Regions from separate parts of the Mus musculus genome. Here region 2 is linked to region 1. Evidence: chromatin loops called from intact Hi-C (ENCODE). Cell type or tissue: heart. All regions are shown on one strand. Links, peaks and the distances in the headings refer to the core of each region. The heading gives the core; the rest is flanking DNA. Region 1 holds the start of Sirpb1c (signal-regulatory protein beta 1C). Region 2 overlaps Sirpb1a (signal-regulatory protein beta 1A).

Region 1 (5,391 bases), core at 218-5,217:
ACCAGTCAAAACGGCTAAGATCAACAACTCAGGTAACAGCAGATGCTGACAAGGATGTGGAGAAAGAGGAATATTCCTCCATTACTGGTAGGATTGCAAGCTGGTACAACCACTCTGGAAATCATTTTGGTAGTTCCTCAAAATATTGGGCATAGTACTACCTGAGGACCCAGCTATACCACTCCTGGGCATGTACCCAAAATATTCGCCACAATATAACAAGGTACATACTTCACTAAGTTCAAAGAATCCTTATTTACAATAGCTAGAAGCTGGAAAGAACCCAGACATCCTTCAACAGAGGAATGGATCCAGAAAATAAAGTAAATTTACACAATGCATTACTACTCAGTTATTAAAATAATGACTTCATGAAATTCTTAAGTAAATGGATAGAACTAGAAATTATCATTCTGAGTGAGGTAACCCAATCACAAAAGACCACATATGGTATTCACTCACTGATAACTGGATATTAGCCCAAAGGCTCAAATACCCAAAATATAATTCATAGACCACATGAAGCTCAAGAAGAAGTGTGAGTGCTTCAGTCCTTAGAAAGGGGAAAAAATGCCCATATTAGCAAAAACAGAGACAAAGTATGTAGCAGAGACTGAAGCAAAAAGGTCATCCAATGAATTCTCCACCTGGAGATCCATCCCATATGAACTCACCAAACCCAGACACTTTTGTGGATGCCAAGAAGTGCTTGCTGACAGTAGCCTGATATAGCTGTCTCTATAGAGGGGCTCTGCCAGAGCCTAAGAAATACAGAGGCGAATGTTCACAGCCAACCATTGGAATGGGGTCCTCAATAGAGGAGTTAGAGAAAAAACTGAAGGAGCTGAAGTGGTTTGCAACTCATTAGGAAGAACCACAATATCAACCAACCAGAGCTCCCAGGAAATAAACCATCAACCAAGGAGTACACATGGTCCCATGGCTTCAGCCACATATGTAGCAGAGGATGGCCTTGTCTGGCACCAGTGGGAGGAGAGACCCTTGCTACTATGAAGGCTTGAGGCCCCAATGTAGGGGAATTTGACGGCAGGAAAATGGGAAAGAGTGTGTGGATTGGGGAACACGAACATAGAAGCAGGGGGAAGGGTATAGAACAGGGGGTTTCTGGTGGGGGATGACTGGGAAATGGGATAACATTTGAAACATAAATAAAGAAAATATCTAATAAAAATCTGACTGTATCTGTGAACAATAAAGAATACATTCGTCTAGTAATTATCACAGAGAGTAAGCCACATGCATGCACATTTTATTATCTTTTGTATAACACCTTTATTAAATTCATTTTCTTTCAAACAAAACAAAACAAAACAAAACAAAACAACAACAACAAAAAACAGATAAACTGAATCTCATCAAAGAGAAAGTAGGAAAGAGCCTCAAATACATAAGCACCAGAGAACAATTCCTGAACAGAATATTAATGGCTCAGGCTCTAAGATCAAATATTGACAAATGAGATCTCACAAAAATTGAAAAGCTTCTGTAAGGCAAAAGACACTTTCAATAGGACAAATGGCAACCTAGATTGGGAAGAATCTTAACCAACCCTACATCTGATAAAAGATTGGAAATATTGGGAAAAATCTTTACCAAACCTACAAGTGATTAAAAGCTTATATCCAGAATATAGAAAGAACTCAAGAAGGTAAACTCCAGATAATAAAATAACGCTATTGAAAAATGAGGTACAGAGCTAAACAAAAAATTCTTAACTGAGGAATCTCAAATGGTCAAGAGGAACCTAAAGTAATGTTCATCATCTTTACTTTCTGGGTAATGAAAATCAAAATGACACTGAGATTCCATCTCACAACAGTCAGAATAGCTAAAATAAAAATTCAGGTGACAGCAGATGCTGGCAAGGATGTGGAGAAAAAGAAACACTCCTCCATTGTGGGTGGGATTGCAAGCTGTTACAACCACTCTAGAAATTAGTCTGTGGTTCCTCAGAAAACTGGACATAGTATTACCAGAGGACTCAACTCTACCACTCCTAGGTATACACTCAAAAGGTGTTCAGACTTATAAAAGTACACATGTTCCACTATGTTCATAGCAGCCTTATTTATAATAGCCAGAAGCTGGAAATAACCTAGATGTCCTTCAACAGAAGAATGGTTACAGAAAATGTGGTACATTTACAAAATGGAGTACTACTCAGCTATTAAAAACAATGACTTCATGAAATTCACAGGCAAATGGATGGAACTAGAAAACATCATCCTGAGTGAGGTAGCCCAATCACAAAAGACCACACATGGTATGTACTCACTGGTAAGTAGATATTAGGTAAAAAGCTCAGAATACACACAATAAAACTCCCAGATCATATGTAGCTGGAAAAGAATGAAGACCTAGGTATTGATGCATCAGTTCTTCTTAGAAGGGGAAACAAAATAATCAGGGGAGGTAGATAGAGGGAAGGAGAGACCTGGGAGGGAAGGAGGGAGGGAGGGAGGGAGGGAAGGAAGTAGGAAGAGGAGGAGGAGGAGGAGGTAGAGGAGGAGGAGGAGGAGGAAGAGGGAAAAAGTGACAGGATTGGGTATAGGAGTAGAAATACAGAGGGTCAGGAAAACGAAAGGATATGTGAAGCAACAGCAAATGGAGAACTGGGTGTAGCCAGTTGAAAGTGCCAGATTCCAGGAATGCAAGAGGCTCTCAAGACCCAGTAGGAATGGCATAAGCTGAAATACCCAACAAAGGTGAGAACCTGTAGAGACTATATCCAGAGGTTAGGCACAGCCCCCAGTTGAGGGATTGGCAACCCACCCATCTCAAAAATATTAACAAAGAATTGTCCCTGTCCTGCAGGGATAAAGAATGGAGCAGAAACTAAAGGGAAGGCTATCCAGAGACTGCCCTACCTAGTAATCCATCCCATCTGCAGACATCAAACCTAGACACTACTGCTAATGCCAAGAAGTGCTTGCTGACAGGAGCCTGTTATAGCTGTCCCCTGAGAGGCTCTGTCAGAGCCTAACCAATATGTATGAGGATGCTCACAAACATTGGACTGAGCACAGGGACCCACAATGGAGGAGTTAGGGGAAGGACTGTTGAAGCTGGAGGGGTTTGCAACCCTATAGGTAGAACAGCAATTTCAACAAACCAGAGCTCCCCAATCCCAGAGCTCCCAAGGACTAAACCGCCACCCAAAGAATACACAAGGAGGGACACATAGCTCTAGCTGCTTATACAGCAGAGGATTGCCTTATCTGATATCAATGGGAGGGGAGCCTCTTGGTCTTACGGAGGCTTGATGGACCAGTGTAGGGGAATGCAAGGGTCGTGAGATGGGAGTGGGTGGGTGGGTGGGTTTGGGAGCACCCTCATACAAGCTGGGGGGAGTGGTATAGGGGTTTACAAAGGGGAATCTTGGAAGACAGATAATATTTGAAAAGTAAATAAATAAAATAATCAATAAATAAAAAGAAAGAAAAGAAAAAGAAAAACCTGACAACATACTGGCACCATGCAGGTTATTACTAGTCCTGTTTGAAACAAATAGAAGGAACTAAAGCTCACTGGAGAGGGTCATGAAGAGCAGGGATATGTGGAAAACTGTTATAGATGAATCATTTCTACTCAATGTATCAAAGCTATAAGCTCACATTCCAGTTCAGGCAGTGCTCAAAATTCTGGCTCTATTATGTGAGACAATATTCTTACCTCTCCTGTGACAGTTCAGATAATTAACTGGAATCCTTTACTTTCAATGGTAAGAGTAGCTCTGAAGCAGGGAGATGATTCTATTGTTGGGGCATGCTCACCTTTAAGTCCCAGAAGCAGGATCAACAGCAGGACACAGTGAGGAATGTGGGTCCAGGCATCTAGGAGAAGCATGGTTGGTGTTAAGAACCCTGTTGGGACCAGAATCAGTTCTCATGAGATCTCAGGTTCTTACACGTAGAGAAAGGAAGTATTGTGACTTGTTCTGCATAAAGATCACTTCAATGTTATGTGAAAACAGGAACCATACTGCTTATTTTGAAATAGCTAAACAGTGTTGCATACAGCTTCAGGGAAGGAGTTCAGATTTACCATTTGTTTTTAGAGGGACTCAGATATGCATAACATAATCCTTTCTCCTTCTTTTGACCCTGAGCTTGTGCCATGTTGTCTCGAGTGTCTTGTCTTGGTAACACACCAGTTAGAATCCAGTACAAAAGAATGTTTCCCAAACACCTAAGATACTAGATGTTGTTGATTTGTGTCATATTCTTTTTCAGTGTCACATAAAGTTCTATCTCATATAATATTTGTAAGATCAGCCCAATGCTGGAATAAACCAGTGGTTCTCTGGGAATGATCCCTTGGATGTCCTTTACTGATATCAGTAAATGTAGTCCAAGAGAAACTTAGGAATCTTTTTGCTACACAAGCACAGTAAATTATGTTATAATTAGTATCAATTGCCAACTTCTCACAGAAGAAGGAAGCCACAAGAGACATCAGTGAGAAATTGTTGAAGTCTGACTATATCTTAGCCCATCTGTAAGGGATTATCTCAAGTTAACTGATTTGGGAAAACTCATCTTAATTTTGTGTCAAATATTGTCCTACATAGAGCATCTTGAAGTGTAAAATAGAGCCAGTAGAATACTAGCATGCATGCATTAATACATTGGTCTCTGCTGCTGTCTGTGGATATAATGTGACATCCTGAGTCAAGATCTTGCCACCCTGACGTCTTTGCAATGGAGAACTGTTATTTGGAGTTCTAAGCCCAAAAAAACCCATGATCTCTTAAATTGTCTTTGGCAGGGTATTCAGTCATATCATTTTGATTTCTTCTAGATAGCAAATTGGAACACTTTAGTAATTATATGCTTAATGGAGTTTGAAATGGTAAACTGCAAAGAATATTAAATAGCTTATTTTTGGAGCCAGGGAGGACATAGTGACACAATGATGTCAGAGTCCATTTTAGAAAGAAATAAGATATTTCAATTCTTACTCTATGGAGATAGGAACTAGGGAAAGAGGGGTATAAGTGCCTTCATCAATCTCAGATATGTTTGTAGGTTAATGAGCAGGAAAGCTAAGCCTCAAGATACAATTTATTTCCTGTAATGCATATATAAGAGCTGATTGCCAGATACGGCAATCCTCTGCTACATATCCAGCTGTAGCCGTGAATCCTCCCATGTGTACTCTTTGGTTGGTGGTTTAGTCCCTGCTTATCAGACATCAATGGGATGGTAGCCATTTGGTCCTGTGGGGGCCCAATGACCCAGCGTATGGGAATACTAGGGTGCTGAGGTGGAAGGTGGGTGGGTAGGGGAGCCTCCTCATAGAGGCAGGGGAGGGGGATGTGATGGAAGAATTGTGGAGGGGAAATGAAAGCAGGATACCATTTGAATTGCA
Region 2 (5,391 bases), core at 144-5,143, 430 kb before region 1:
AACATGTGTGAAGCTTGCTGATAGTTACTGCATATTAGAATCTGAGTTTGAGGAAAATCTTGAAATTTTGGAGGTGGTGATGAATAGAATTGGGGTTAGGCTCATGAATTCTGACTCAACATCTCTTGTGAATCAGGCACCTAAGTGGAGATGGTGCCTCTTGTTTGAACAGAAAGAGGTTGGCCAGGAATGAGAGGTGGATTCCTTGACAGATCTCAATACTAACTGGATGTGTGATCATGGACAGAGCATTGACATACAGGTCTCACTTCTCTAACAGGACTGGGATGGATAGTGTGATTGTTTTTCATGCTGTAAAATTATCAGGATCAAGACCTAGATAGAAGCATTCATGTATCTATCAGAAAATTCAATGTGAGGGCCTGGCTGCCTAATCTTGTGATTGAATATGATCCACATGGAGACTTCTCCAGGGAGAAACACAGGGAGTCAACATTGGCTCAATCCTTCAGTGCCTGTGAGAATAGGTCTCTGATACAAAATAGTCTCTGACAGTCCCAAGTCCCAAATAACTAGTTAGGCTAAGTAGAAAGGAGGGCTCAAGGGGAGATTCTTAAATCTCCCTAAGGTTGGGTAATAGAATAGATGCAGGAGACCTTTGGTGGGGTGGGTGAGTATATAAACAGAAGGGATCATGTGGTGGTAGATAAAGGGAGGTGTATATTGGGATAAAGACTAGAATAGGGTGTGCATTTGGGAGATGAAGTTGAATCCTATCAATGGAAATGTCCAATAATCAGGAGGGATGACCCTAGTCAAGATGTCAAAATTAGTAATAAGGGGAATATGGAGCCTCAACTGGCCATCACATATATGATATGCTTAAGATTTTATGGTTGAATAATGTCATCCAAAAAGTAAATAAGAACTTTGTTTAAATTTAGGAATTAAAATATATTATAATATATTTTTATATCATATTATATGTAATAAAATATGTCCTCTTGAAGAGCAGGAACTTAATTAATCCATGAATCACCTCTCTGGACCCTGAGTTATATTAATTTTATGTTTGATTTAATACTTTCCTATAAAGTTTGTGATTTCACACAACAGATATTTATCATTTTATCCTTTGTGGTTCAAATTTGTTGAGTCAAGGTAAAGAACATGGATTCACATATACCCAATGTCCAGGTGGGCCAGTTTCCGAGTTTCTGTCTTTGAACATGGTTTGGTCTCTCGAGGGTACTCTCCTATATCATCTGTCTTCTCATCACTGCACCTAGTTTACTGAGTCACTCTGAGTCTCACAACTCTGACAATTCAGATCCCTTCTTCCCTGGGCTTTGATGATCAGGAAAGACTGTCCTGTACTGAATTTATTACCCTATGCTACTTGTCCAGAACTATACAATCTTCATTTAAAATATGAAAAGAGCAAAGGGAACATAGGAAAAGCCATAAAGTGAAGTGTATATATAGCAAAATAAGAACACCTGTAAGCAGTAACCAAATGTATGTTAATTTACACATTAAACTTACAAGATATACAGAGGATTTGAGCATTTTATGAAAAAATACAAATATAGAAATGGAAACAGTAACATTATTAGTCAGCAGTTCAGGGACAATAGTCAAAAACTGGGAAGAAAATAAATAATTTGGAATGTGGGCATATTATTGAAAATATATTGTCTTTCATACTGCTAGTTTGAAAAAATAAAAGTATAAATCTAACATTGTGAACTAATTCCTTTGATATGAACTCAGAGCGAATCACACAAGTACACATTATGATAGAACTGGCAAAAGCTGACTACAAATCTGAGATAGAGTGAGAAATATAAGTTTCTTGGAGCAGGAAGAGAAATGTATGAATTTATACTCACTTCCTGAAAGGGGAAACCTCTAGCACATAGCACATCCACACTTCTTCTCAGGTTCTTTGGTCCAGAGTTATGATAAAGTAAACCTATGTATATTAGGGTCCTTTCTACACATGTTTCTTACTTTTTCACAGAGTATTAGAGTCTTCAGACCTGTAGGAGAAATGAAGGATGAAAGAGAAAATGTAGTACTTACCAAGGACTAACAACTCAGTGCCACCTCCAGACTGAATCTCAATGTCAGGCTCTGATGATCCTCTCTGGAACTTCACACAGTAGTAGGTACCCGAATCAGCAGGAGTGACATTACTGATACGGATGGAAAAGTCCATGTTGTTTCTCTTTGTAACATCTGAAACATTTGTTATTCGGGGGGAATGTTCTCCTGTGAACGGGTATATCAAGAGTCGACTTTGTCCTACACCCCTATACCACCTTATGGGCCCCACAGGGAGGAGGGATGTCACTGTGCAGTTTAGAGTGGCTGACCCTCCAGCACCAACAAAAAATGATTTAACAGGTTGGATCACTTTCAGCTCTCTCACAGCTGCTCCTGCAGAAAACATCAGTTAGTTTTCATCTTGATGTAGAACCACAGGTTCCTCAAGTTTGTAATTAAAGAAAAAAAGAAAAAAACGTGTTACTCACTAGAGCTCAGCAGGTACATGAGCATAGTTCTTCTAACTTGTGCATTTTAATACAAGATCGTAGTACAGAAGAGAAAATTGAATAACAGATACTTGCAACTTGGAAAGATTCTAATTGAAGCCCTAATTTTGTTAAGATTTAGCATGCTTCATCCAGTATTTGCTTCTGTTTCCTTTTCTGTGAATGTGGTCTAGGGAAATTCTGTTACAATAGTGTTGAATGTGATTATGTGACTCTTTTACACCAAACAGACATAAATTTAAGTATTTAAGTATAGTGACTTATACATTTGATTACAAAATCCTTATGATAGCATTTGCTGTATCATGTAGAGTGATGGTGTCATAGATAGGTTCTAATAACTTGCTCTCATCCATTATCTGAACCCTTCAATTCCCACTTCCTTGATTTAGAGCCCAAAGAAACAATCTCACACCTAACACAAAACTAAACCTCCTGACATACTTTACTTTCCCCCTGTCCACAGTTCCACTACTCAGGTGAACATTCACTGTACAGGTTCTGGCCATACCTTCCACAAAATGTAAGCACCCTACCTACAGACTGAACATGCCACTCCCTTGGTTTGGAAGCCATGTCCCTAGCCACTGACACCTTCCCCTACACACTGACCCTGCCACATTTTTATACTGTACTCTTCCCTATTAGGACAGAGATTTACTCCTTATGTGCACAGCACACAAGTCAGAAGAGGTAAGATCCCCACTTGCAATCTGAGCCTCATAATCCCTCCTTTCAGAACTAAATGACTGAAACTTTTGACACCTTGACCATCACTTTGCCTATGCTTCAATATGTTGTTACATGGTTTGCCTTAGGAAGCTCTGCCTCATCCAATCCTTCAACCATCCCTCCATCTATCAATCCACCCATCCATTTGTCCATCCATCTGTCTGTCCATCCATCCATCCATCCATCCATCCATCCATCCATCCAAATGTATATGTCTCTTGGTCTATATGTATGTGTGAAAGTAAATGCATGCATATAAGCATGTGTGAGTGCTTGTGGAGCTGATTGTGGCACAGTCAAGCCCAGCCAGAGTGTGGGTATATATATATATATATATATGTATATATATATATATATATATATATATATATATATATATATATATATCCACATTTGCCTGTTGAAAGGATTTTACTTCCTTTCCTTTCCTTTCTTTCTGGTTCACAAAGAGTTAACCAGCTTAGCCATAGAGGCTTCCACCTGCCTGGACCTGGAAGAAAGCAATAGCAATAAAATTTCACTTAATTCTGAACTGCTAGAAAGCAGGTATTAATTGTCCAAGCCAGTGGGTTTTAAACACAGAGTAAGCAAGAAAAGTTTTAGAATTTTTTAGAAGTTATATGCAACAATCCAGTATAGTTAGGGTGAGAAAAGGCCAGAAACAACCAGTCTTCAAAACTGCCTTTATATCAAATGATGTGTCCCACTTTAAATCATTCCAGGGTAGGCTGGCTCTTGGCACCAACACACAGTTATATTTCCCAACCATCCCATAGCCCCACACTCCTGTTATTAATGTAGATATTCATTGCTCAGTTGAAGGCCATGATAGCTAGAAGAAGTAAAAGTCATACCTGATATATTAACCCTCCTACTCTCTCAGTTTGGAAGTCATGGCCTAAGCCACGGATACCTCCTGCTCTCCGCTCTCCCCTGCCATGAATCTTCCCCTATTAGGACAGACAATGGCTATCTGGGTGTAGGCTACACACTTAAGAAAAGATATGATCCCCACCTGCCATCTGAATCCACCAACAACTTCTATTCAGCGTAAAAAGACCTAAGCTTCTGATACTTCATCTTCTAACAGCTCTCTGTTGCCATAACTCATCTATACATAGATGGATAGTGTATTCTTATGTATAGGCCATATCACACAGAAGAAAAAAGATGGAACAAATGTCATACTAACTACCAGAAATCTAGCCTCCATCTCTACTGAGATTTCCTGCTGAACCAAAGGTCATGTTGGGTACAAGGAATATAGACTACAAAAATCAGAAGACTAACAAGGAAAGAAAAGCAAGGAACAAATCACTATCCAACAACAACAAAGTAAGAAATCTGCTCCTAGAGTGATATTCATTCTAAATCCAGAGATGCAAGTGTAAGAACATAATGAACAACAGCCATGATAATACAAGGCATAACCAGAGTCCAGGTATCTTACTACACCAATCCATAAATATTCCAAAATTGCTAAAGCATAAAAAATGATCATAAATCCAACTTTATGAAAATGATAGATATCCTTAAAGAGAAAATAAATGGATGAAATGGAATGGATGAAACTAACAAAAAAAAAAATCCTGATTATGGTAACCTAGACCTAAAATGATTGCATAATATGTACTCACTTATAAGTCGGTGTTAGCTGTAAAATAAATTATAATCATGCTAAAATCCAAAGACCCACGAGCTAAGTAAAAAGAAGGGCTAGTCTACTACACCAATCCCTGACTATTTCAACACAGCTAAATCATAACAAAAATGATCATAGGCCCTGAACAACTTGAAATACCAGGGGAACCTCCATTCTGCATCCACCTCTCACACTGCCTTCATCAGTAATGCAGGTCCTGAGCCATATAGGTAAGCTTCCCTTTACAATTCCATCTTCACTGCTTGCTGAGCCCTCTGTTCTAAGCCAAGATGTAATGACAAGCTGGTATCTCAGGGAGACCTCCATTCAGCTGCCACCTCTCCCCTCACTGTCACCAGACCTCCAGATCATTAACCACACAGATAAGCTTCCCTTTTCCCACCAATCATGCCTGCTCTCTGAATCATTTGGGCCACACACACCTATGGTCACTTAATCTTTGATGAAGACACCAAAACCAGCCACTAGAAAAAGAGA

What was found. Peaks named below come from ENCODE experiments on the same cell type or tissue, not always from the same donor. Only the 100,000 strongest peaks of a DNase experiment are listed, where the experiment ranks them.
Region 2: a loop joins it to region 1, with 12 times the contacts of the local background. A loop is called at or near these places in 16 of 42 quality-filtered maps.

What each region holds. Positions count from the first base shown.
Region 1 is chr3:15,844,547-15,849,937 of GRCm38, forward strand. Sirpb1c (signal-regulatory protein beta 1C) reads right to left here and starts at 3,941. Exons shown (of 6, transcript NM_001173459.2): 1 at 3,795-3,941. The coding sequence starts at 3,867. In heart, for the core only: no CTCF peak of the experiment used is centred there; no DNase peak of the experiment used is centred there.
Region 2 is chr3:15,414,791-15,420,181 of GRCm38, forward strand. It overlaps Sirpb1a (signal-regulatory protein beta 1A), which reads right to left. Exons shown (of 6, transcript NM_001002898.1): 2 at 2,047-2,403. Among named protein-coding and RNA genes, the nearest start is that of Sirpb1a, 8.9 kb to the right of the region's middle. In heart, for the core only: no CTCF peak of the experiment used is centred there; no DNase peak of the experiment used is centred there.